Regions from separate parts of the Homo sapiens genome. Here region 1 is linked to region 2. The links are chromatin contacts, found by Hi-C in ENCODE. All regions are on one chromosome and are shown on one strand. Each heading gives the region's core, a stretch centred on a gene start or an enhancer-like site at or near the end of the contact. The rest is flanking DNA. Distances are from core to core; before and after follow the strand shown.

Region 1 (5,607 bases), core at 72-2,571, 73 kb after region 2:
AAAATAAAGTTTTTAGACTGGGCGCGGTGTTTCATGCGTGTAATCCCAGCACTTTGGGAGGCCGAGCCTGGCCAGCATGGTGAAACCCTGTCTCTACTAAAATACAAAAAATGAGTCGGGCATGGTGGTGTGCGCTTGTGTTCCCAGCTACTCGGGAGGCTGAGGCAGGAGAATTGCTTGAACCCGGGAGGCAAAGGTTGCAGTGAGCCGAGATCACACCACTGCACTCCAGCCTAAGACAGAGAGAAACTCCATCTCAAAATATAATAATAAAATAAAAATAAATAAAGTTTTGAAAACTGCAATGTTCTCCATTGATGCACTATATTTCTCAGCTAAAGAAAAAAGTCTAGGAAGGGCTTTAGAAACCAAAAGAATACTGATTTTTAAGAAAAGTATATCTTCATTGACAGCTCTTTGATTAATGCTTCTTTTACATTTTTATTTCTAAGGCTATAAATTATAAGGTTCAGCATAGGGATTACTGTGGTATAAAATACAGCTACCATTTTACCCTGTTCAACAGATTCCTTTGAGGGGGGTCTGAGATACATGAAGAAAAGGGTTGCATAGAATATAGTGACAGCTGTCAGATGGGAGCCACAGGTAGAAAAAGCTTTTTGCCTGCCCTCTGTAGAGCGAATCTTTAAAATAGCAGGGAAAATGTAAAGGTAGGAAATACATATGATGAAGAGAGAAAAAGAAAGGTTCCAGCCAGCCACAATAAACATTGACAACTCCTTGTTGTAGGTGTCAGAACAAGCCAGCTTAATCAGTGGTGGGTCCGCACAGTAGAAGTGATTAATTTCATTGGGGCCACAGAAGGCTAGGTTGTAGGTCCACATGGTCTCCATCAGGCCAGTGAGCGCTCCATACACATAAGGCACCGTGATGAGGAAGGAGCACACACTCTTGGACATTCTGCTGCCATAAAGCAGAGGGTTGCAGATGGCCATGTACCGGTCAAAGGCCATCACAGCCAGGATGTAGATCTCAACATGGACCAAGGCGATAAAAAGGTAACACTGCACAAGACAGGCAGGATAGGAAATGCTTTTCTTCTCTGAAAGGAAAATCTCCAGCATCTTTGGAGTCACATTGGAAGAGAAGCACAGATCCACGAAGGATAAGTGGCTCAGGAAAAAGTACATGGGCATGTGGAGCCAGGCGTTGGCCTGGATGAGGACAATCATGCCAAGGTTCCCTGCCACCGTGACCATGTAAATGGCCAGAAACAGCGTGAAGAGGAGAATTTGTAATTCCCGGCGACTGGTCAGTCCCAGGAGAATGAACTCAGTCACCAACGTGCAGTTTCTTCTCATAATTTCCTTCGGTGGAAGAAAGGAACTTTACATATATATTGGATTACAATACAATAGCAACATGATTATTACTATTACAGTAATGATCTTTTACCAAAAACGTCCCCTCTTTTTGGCAGTTTTCCTCATTCTATTTCTACTGAACTTTGTTTCAGGTAAACTAAATTAGGGATATTCAAAGCAGCTCTCTACCTTTTATGATACTGCCCTTTATTTTTCTTGTTTTCTTTCCATTTTCTTTCTTTTCACTCCCTTCAAATTCAGCTTCTGTTTTTCTATTCTTCTTCTCTCGTTTCTCCTCCCCTTATTCTGCCTCTCCTTTTATTTGAGAAATGTACTTTATAGGTGGACTTGCCCCAAAACATAACATTCAGAACTAAGCAATTTCTTTTTTCCCGATTATAATACTGGGCAGAGAATGCGCGTAAAGAGAGAAAAGGACAAGTATCAAAAAGCAATATTTGCCCGAGGATCTTGTTCTTTGTGAATAGTTTTCACCAATCCGATCCCTTCCTGGAGAAGCCTGAGCAAACAGGTTGGGCTCATTTGTTGCTTTCTTATTCCTCCAGGCTCAGTGCAATAGGGATTCTCCAGGCAGGGCATGATTTTTTTCCCCTTATTTTGAAAAGTGTCTGCATATTTGCCTTTTGAGGGTTGCACAGCTATTAAATTCTCTAGCCAGTAACACTCTCTTTGAATTTTTTGGAGGAAATTTTCCATTATGTGGAGTTAAGACTCATGGAAATTCTCTCCTCTTGATCTTCCACTTCTAGTTTCCACTGAGAGACCAGATTCTCTGTTTAGAAAGGAGTAGTCAGGGCAGGTGTGGTGGCAGGCGCCTGTAGTCCCAGCTACTCAGGAGGCTGAGGCAGGAGAATGGCGTGAACCCGGGAGGCGGAGCTTGCAGTGAGCCAAGACGGTGCCACTGCACTCCAGCCTGGACGACAGAGCCAGATGCTGTCTCAAAAAAAAAAAAAAAAAAAAAAAAAAAAAAAAAAAACCATAAAGGAGTAGGCAGGGGTCAGATGTTAGTCCCTGCTTGTCTTAAGTAAGTTCATGACTCAAGGTTGCAAAATATTTTTTCATCTAATTGATTACAGTGAAGTTTGAAGATCAGGCTGATGTTGCAAAGAAACACTGATTCTGTGTGGTTTGATCTGCTCAGCCTCCACACCTGCCTAGGCTGCTATCTGTTCTCTGAGCCTGGTCTTTTAACCGCACATTGATTTAGGAGCCCTAACATCCTTTCAGAATGTTCCGGTTTTGCTTAGCATAACCAGAGCTGTGTTCTGTTACTTACAACAACAACAAAAACTGTTAACACTGATATTAATGAAATGTACCTTCTATTTTTCTATATAAAAATCATCTATATTCACAAGAACAACTTATAGAAGGTTATTTTTGAATATCTGAAACAAAGATTTTATTTGTGATTTATACAACATTGAGTAAAAGCTGTGTCTACATCTATTCAATCATAGTAGTGATGTACCCTCATTCATTTTTATATATCAAGCTCCTGTCAGATTTCACCTTTGTTTCTTTGTTTAATGTTGTTTTTGCAATAATTTATATACAGTGAAATTCACATATTTAAAGTGCCCAACTTTGTGTGTTTGACAAATGCACACATCTGGTTGACATTCTTAAGTTTTAGGACTCAACCAAACAAAAAGATGAATGCTTTGATAAAAATGCAATAGGCTTAGCATAAAATCAGTTCACAGGATCTGGAGTTAGATATTTCTGAAATGCTGCTCTATTCTTTTGACATGTTCCTTATTCTGTGTTTTAGTTTTACAACTAATTTAACCAGCACTTACATGGTGTTTCTTATAATCCAAACGCTAATCTATTTTATAAGTTTTAACACATTCAACCCTCAAACCGATTCTATGACACTCTGCCTGTAATAGGTATGGATAATAGCATATTTCCCTCATGGTTAGTACAGAAGGAAATTCCACTACGAACCATAAAGCATACTGTACTGGTAGAAACATGTGCTTTGGAGTCAACTGGTTGAGATCACACTGTGATGTCAGAACTTCTGATCTGAGTAGTCTGGGTCATATTTCTTAATAACTCTGGGCTATAGTTTTTTTCTATTACTGATGAAATTAACAAACACAAAAGTGCTATTTTTAGGATTTCACAAAATGGAGTATGTAATATGCGTAGCACTGTGCCCAATGTGTGGTAAACCCTTAATAAATATTAGCTTTCATTTATATTGAGTGAAAGATCCTAGAGCATGCCTCTTATATTTTTATGCCATTAACTTCCATCCTCATTAATCAAAACTTTAACAAATAAAAGTATCTTAAATACTAACTGTCTACATTTTTCTGGTAATTGGCATTTTTCTTTCTACCTAGTCATTTAATCATCACAATCATATATCTAACTCTGAAAATACATACGATTGTATAGCAAGTAGAGTTCCAGGATTAAAAACACATGCAGAAACTTACCTATGAATAAGGGAAGAGCTGTCCTTACAAAGAATATCAATGGCTTTTCTGGTGACAAATACAGGAATAATTTATAATATTTGTATGATGACTTTATTTCCCTAAGGGATTTCACAGATATGCAAAAATGAAGCAATTACTCTGTTAGATTTTTTTTCTCACTGAATAATTTCTCTAGAGAGATGACATTTGGCACAACACAAATTTAAAATGGGAACTCACAACTCTCTGGTCCTTCTCTGCCTTATGTTTCAGTCTCAGCATTTTCCTTCTTACATTAGAAAATCCATACAATAACATTCCTGACTGCCATGGATTCTCACATTGCCTTAGGTTTACCATGTTACTTTCAACTTAATTCAACTTTTCTGATACAGTTTCTCTCCTACCAGTGTCACAAACTTTGTGTCAAAATTCTATTAGCATTTTACATTTCTTAATCTGTGTTATGGACTGGATTGTGCCTCTTCCCTCACTCTCCAAAATTCTTATGCTGAAGTTCCAGCTCCAAGCCCCACAGAGCGTGACTGTTGGAGACACGATATCGAAAGAGAACATTTAAGTAAGATAAGGTCTAGTGGGTGAGCTGTGCCCTAATCCAATATGACTTGCATCCTTATAAGAAGAGATTAGAATACAGATACACACAGAAAAAGAAAGTGTAAAGAGGTCGGGATAAGATGATCATCCACAAGATAGAAAAAGAACTCAGAATGAAACCAGTTTTGCCCACACCTTGATCTTGGACTTCTAGCCTCTAGAACTGTGAGGAAATAAATCTGCATGTTTAAGTCACCAAGTTCATGGTACTTATTTGTGGCAGCCCTAGCAAACTAATACCCTCTGTGTACTGATGGGTAAATAGAATGCTTTGATATTGGAATGAAGCTTTACTTGCTTGAAGTCTAGTACTATTTTTATTCGTTTTTAGTAACCTTTATATTGAAGTCTAATTTACACACAGAAAGTGTGCACAAAATGTAGGCGTACAGCTTCATGAATTTTTACAAAGTGAACATACTTGTATTACTTGCCTCTAAATCCTCAAGTAGAACATTAACAGTACTGCACTATCTCTCTGCTTGCCCTTTCCTAGTCACTAACCTCAAATTAACTACATCTTCACTTTTAACACTGTACATTAATTGTGTCTGCTTTTGAGTTTTCCATAATAGAAATTATACAGTGCATATTCTGTTAGGTCTAGCCTTCCAATGAACACTACATTGGTGCTAAATATTATGTTGGTGATTTTTATTCAAAATGAGGAGTGTCATGAATATGTAAATAATTCCTTCATCTCCACGGCTGTATAGTAAGTACACCAAAATTAATAAATCCTTCCTACTATTGATACACATATAGGATACTTCCAGGTGTGGCTGTTACAAAATTCAATCTTGTGCATATCTCTTCACGAACATATTCATGTATTTCTGCCTGTTAGTACTTTGGGCAGTAGTGTTGGTTTATGGAGTATAAATATGTGCAGCTTAAATTTATGCTGCCTAGTAGTTTTCCATACTGTTTATATCCATTTGCATTCCCACTAGCATTATATGAGAGGGTCAGTTGTTCCACAGTCTCTCCAATGCTTAACAATATCAGTTTTTCTGTCATTCTGCAACATACAGACACAGATATATAGGTACAGATATATAAAGATACAGATATCTTGTAATGTACACTTCCCTAATTATTATTCAGGTTGAGCACAAAGTCATAAGTTACTTGGTTCTTTAAATATGTTTTTATATAGCACCAGTTCATATTTTGCCATTTTTTTCTGCTATCAGTTTGTTTGTTTT
Region 2 (5,571 bases), core at 1,824-4,323:
TGGAATAAGCATGTTTCTTGTTTTATAAGGTATTTGAGCTTTACATATTATACACTAGAAGTATCAAAACTCAAATCTGTGGTCAAATCTTTCTGGAATCAAGCATGTTCTCCACTGATCTTAGACACCGCTAAAGACCTATATTATTTGTCAGCCTCTGTATTTATTCTATACCTAGATACAGAAACATCATAGAGATCACAAACAGAAGGGTGACAAATACAAGTATTTATTTAAATATGCCTGGAGACTGAATAGTGTTTATTTCAATGTTTTGTCTGAAGGACTGGTGTTTTAGGAGATGAACTCAGTGACCTGGAGCAATTTTCAGATGATAGTTTTAGAGGCTGCACAGAACTGCGTGTATCTGCGCAAGAATAAACATTTAAAAAAAAAAGTCTATTGAGTAAAGTTGAATTTCTTAGCTCATTTCCCTTAGAAAACCTAGGTTTATCTCAATATGTGATTGTTAATAGTAGGGAATTATAACTCTGTAAAGACATGAAGAATTCAATTAATGTTTAAACATTGCTACTGTAAATAATTCTATCAAGTAGGCAGGTGCAGTGAAACCACAGAAGACCAATCTCCTCCAGGTGAATTTTCAGGATCCGTAGACCTGAATCTCACTACCTGTAAAAAGAGAGACTGTCTATGACTCTTGTCGTGGCTCTGATATGTGAGAATATTGTGTATATCCATCCACAGAAATATACACTCACAAGACAAAGTGTGGAGAGTAGAAAAACCAGGTTTCTCTGTTAAACCTGTTTTAAAGGCCAGGTAATTCACTCCACTCACAAGGTTCTAAAAGCACCTCAGGGTAGCATATCTGAGTCATTTACAAAGAAAGTACAGAAGAGGAAATAATCACAGTATATTGTAAAGCTCAAATTGTATTTTATATAATGGCTGCAAGTATCATAATCTCCTTGTAAAATTGAAAAAAAATAATAATTTTAAACCACTACTTTTTCTGAAATGTCAAAACAATAAAAATGTATCATATCACTTTTTTTAATCATATGTCATCATCTACAAGGGTGACTGAATAAATAGCAGGCACAAATAAATTACATAATAACATAGGGTACTTTCTAATTGAACAAATATGCAAGTACAATGAAGGTGTTTATTTTAAAAATTATTTCTTATAAAACATGTTCTTCCAATTATATTTTTTAAAAAATCTGATAATGACACATTTAAATCCAATTAACCTCATTCTTAACACCCACAGTGTTAACAAAAAATTCAGATAAACCTAAATTTGCTTTTAGAATTTTCATATTGCTAGTTATGTGACCTTCAATTTAGAGAGAAAACTTCACACACATCATATGTTTACTTGATTGTAGCAAGTAGGACTACTTGACTAATTAGCCTTGAAGACCTTAATGAATTTATTTTTTAATAGTTTTATGTTTTGGTTTGTTTGTTTGTTTGTTTTTAGAGAGAGAGAGAGAAGGTCTCGCTATGTTGCCCAGGCTGGTCTTGAACTCCTGGGCTTAAGCAATCCTCCCACCCTTGACTCCTAAAGTGCTGGTACTACAGGTGTGAGCCACTGTGCCAGGCCAAATAAATTCATTTCTAACTTTATATAACAAACATTTATATACCTAAGGCTTCCAAAACACTTATTATCACTGGATATTTTTCTAAGCATTTCATAAATATTAACCTGTACAATCCTTAAAAAAAGAGCAATGAGTTAGGTCCTATTATTTCCCAGACTTGGAGACAAAGCCACACAAAATTTAGCTCAATTTTCCAAGGTTGCAGAGCTAATATGAAGGAAATAGTGTTCAAACTCAATCTTGTTTCAGCATCCCAAACTCTAACAAAAACATGCTGCTGCCTTTGCTTTAAATACACCTATGAGTGTTTGCATATATGAGTGTGTCTCTGTTTGTATTTGAACGTGGTTTCAGTGGTCTGCCAAGACTGTGATGGCCTGAATTGAATGCTTTAATTCGTACTGATTTTTCATGATCTGCCTGGTTCTTGCAGAAAATGTCAAGGTCCATTAAAGTAACAGCTACATTTTCAGTTCATTGGGAAATAATTACAAGAAAAAGTTTGATTTATTTCCTGCTTGTTTAATAAAGTTTTCTTATTTTTAAAAATGTTAATATCTGTAAGTTTTCACAACCTTTATCCAAGGCTTTCTTTGAGGCATCTTTCACTTCTTTGTTCCTTAGACTATAGATTAGGGGGTTTAACATGGGGATCACCACTGTGTAAAATACAGAAGCCATCTTGTCTGTGTCCAAGGAGTGATTTGATTTGGGCTGTAGGTACATAAAGATCAGTGTGCCATAGAAAATAGTGACAGTCACCATATGGGAGCCACAGGTGGAAATGGCTTTGTGTTGCCCCTGAGTAGAGCGGATCCTTAGGATAGCGGCAATAATAAAGATGTAGGAGGTGAGGACAATGGAAGAGGAAGAGATCATATCAAAGCCAGCAAAGGCAAATATCAGAATTTCCTTCATGTGTGTGTCTGAGCAGGACAGAGCTAAGAAGGGGAGGTCATCACAATAGAAATGGTTAATTAAGTTTGGGCCACAGTAAGTCAGACGGAAAGTGATAACGGTGTGGAAGAGGGCAACCAGGAAGCTGTATATATATGGAACTGCCACCAGTTGAATGCAGACTCTTCTTGACATCAGTGTTGAATAATGCAGGGGACTACAGATGGCGACATAGCAATCGTAGGCCATGGAGGCTAGAAGGAAACACTCAGTGATCATGAAGGTGAGAAAACAACCCAGTTGGGTTGCACAAGCATGGAAAGGAATGGTGTTGCGTTCCACAACAAAATTCACCATCATCTTCGGTGTAATAGCAGAGGAGTAACAAAGGTCAACAAAGGCCAGGTGGCTGAGGAAATAGTACATAGGTGTGTGGAGTCGAGTATCAATCTTGATTAAAGTAATCAACCCAAGATTGCCCAGCACTGTGACCAGATAGATAACTAAAAACACCCCAAAGCACGGGGCCTGAAGCTCTGGCCGGTTGGTAATTCCTTTCAGAATGAATACAGTGACATAAATGATATTAACTTCAGCCATTTATCCTAACAGGTTTTGTAGATTTTGTCGCAGTTGAAAAATAAAAAAGATACTTCTCATGTTCCCTGTCAGTGTTGGGTAAAGGTGATGATTGTTGTCTTCTTGCCTTGAATCATATCATCATGTGGGCAAAAACATACATCTTACCTCTCTAATGACAGAGGCCAATCTTGCCTGAGGGAGGGGAGTCTTTTACTTGCAGAATAGTAAATAGACCACCTTAAGAAATATTTTGCTTTGTAATTTTAGAAAATAAGAGAAGATGTTGGTTAAAATTATATAGTATGAAACCGCTTGTGACAACTGACACTAATATTTCAATGTTTTTGCTGCCATTAAAAATCTTATATATTTTCCATGCATATATAACAGAACAAAAATATTGAATTTATAGACGTGACCACATTTATATTTCCTTATTTTTCGGTTTTGTGCGTGCTTCCATAAAATATGTCAAAAATAGATCAAAATAATTTTAGAGCTCCTATGAACTATTCAATTTGCTATATTCCTTCCCACATTTATATAGAATAAGTAATTTATGCTGTAGAAATGGAAAGAAATTTGATCAGAAATATGAGAAAGGAAACATTCAGTTGTAAAAAGTTTTATGGAAACATATACTGGTGGGTGGAGTTTTTGATGCATCTTTTAGGATAATTATAATTATTTGTATTTCTACCAGCCCTGAAAAAAAGAGGATTCATCTTGTTAAGCCCAATATTAGCCTATTTAAACTTTAATTTGGTCCTGGCTTTATTTTTCAAAAAATAGAATCATGAAATATTAACTAGAAAATGCTTTGAGAGATCATCATATCTAACCACTTTGTCTTTCATATTCCATTGATTAGTACTATTATTATTTTATCTATTGCAATTGAGTGATGTCCTTATCAGATATTCTGAGTGCATTACATGAATTAAGATAGTCTCTTGCTTACCCTATGAGGAAGGCTCTCACCCATAACTCCTTATAAACATTGGAAAAATCCGACTTTCTGGTGATGGTCACAGAGTATTAGTGTGACTATGTATAACTGACAGCAGAGCCCATATTTCTAATCATCCTTATGCTGCCCAAGTGTAGTGGTTTGTTCCTTAAGCTTTAATCGCCGGGATGGATGGAAGAACGAGGCTAAAGTGTCAAACTAAATGTTTAAAGCTTACAGAAGACAAACATGAAAACTGTAGTTTTCCAAAGATTGCTAAGTTTTCATATACTAGGTCAAAGTAAAATAGAAGACTCCTAAAACATATATATATATATATATATATATATATATATATATATACACACACACACACACACACACACAGATGCATAGACATATACATATATACATATATATTGCTATTCTCAGTAAATAACTGTTTCGTTCATGAATATTCAAAAGTGAGAATTATCTGACTTACATATGGGACTTGAATATGCTCAATTTTTTTTCACAAAGGATTTTATGTCAATTCGAGCTGTGAAGTTATAATTTGAACCCTAATTGAGGATAATTATAAGGCTATCCCACAATGTAAAAGTAAATAGACCACCTTCACTGAAAAATAGTGTCAGGGAAAGAGGTTTATCTACCATTTATTTCACTTTATTTTTTACTTAATGAAGTCCATCTATATGTTAGCACTTCTTGTGTTATTGCTTTTATATAACTTCAAGATTTGTGGTGGTTCCAAGGTACATGTCACACCAAATGAGAAAAAGCCACATGAGAAAATAGATGTATCAGTAAGAACGTTAACTATGGTGGACACGTGCTATTAGGTAACATGGAATATTTAAGTTTAAGTAGATACATACAGCACATTATGGTAGAAAAACAAAGTCCACAGCGAAGTTGGATATTAAACTGGAGTTTACATTCCAAATTCAATAAACTTAAAAATCACGTAGAAATAAAATTACTTATAAAAATCTGTTACAGTGCTCATAAAAATACAGCATTTATGATTTTGTATCTACCTTACAACTCTGTACATTATTTTATTAATTCCTCTAAGTTTTTAAAAGCAGTTTTTCTTCATAGCCTCCAATTCATTTGTCTGGGTTTTTTTGAATTAATCACCATCCCAAAGTCTCACCACCCATTTGGTCATTTTCATATCTTTACCTATTTTTAGGGGAAATCTAAAATCAATTCCATATTTCAAACCAAGAGTTATTTCATGAGCACTAATGTTTCTTCCTTCACTTCATCTTCCTAAAGCAAGTTTTGCCTTAAACTTTACTGCATATTGGAATCATCTAGAGCTCTTAACATGACAATACTGGGGCATCCAATACCATTTATTCAGAACATCTTGGAGGCACCGAGGCCCAAGTGATTCTAATGTACAACCATGTTTGAGAATCAGTAATCTAAAGAGCAAATTTGATTTTTGGAATGGCAACCAGAGTTCAGATATATTTTCAAAATTTTCAAAATATCTAAAATTTTTTGGAAATATTTTCAAAATTTCTTTTTGGGATTTGTTTGCCTAACCTG

What was found. Hi-C counts contacts between places; a loop is a spot of excess contacts on that map. Pooled maps may share reads with other maps.
Region 1: a map of ectodermal cell shows a loop between it and region 2 (4-fold over the local background). The contact joins the promoter of OR5M8 here to the promoter of OR8U3 in region 2. A Hi-C loop is called at or near these places in 1 of 168 maps with a recorded cell type or tissue (ectodermal cell) and 1 of 50 pooled maps.

The regions. Positions count from the first base shown.
Region 1 is chr11:56,490,049-56,495,655 of GRCh38, forward strand. OR5M8 (olfactory receptor family 5 subfamily M member 8) reads right to left here and starts at 1,322. Exons shown (of 1, transcript NM_001005282.1): 1 at 387-1,322. The coding sequence starts at 1,322. The coding sequence ends at 387.
Region 2 is chr11:56,415,159-56,420,729 of GRCh38, forward strand. It overlaps OR8U3 (olfactory receptor family 8 subfamily U member 3), which reads right to left and starts at 3,074. Exons shown (of 1, transcript NM_001004744.1): 1 at 2,100-3,074. The coding sequence starts at 3,074. The coding sequence ends at 2,100.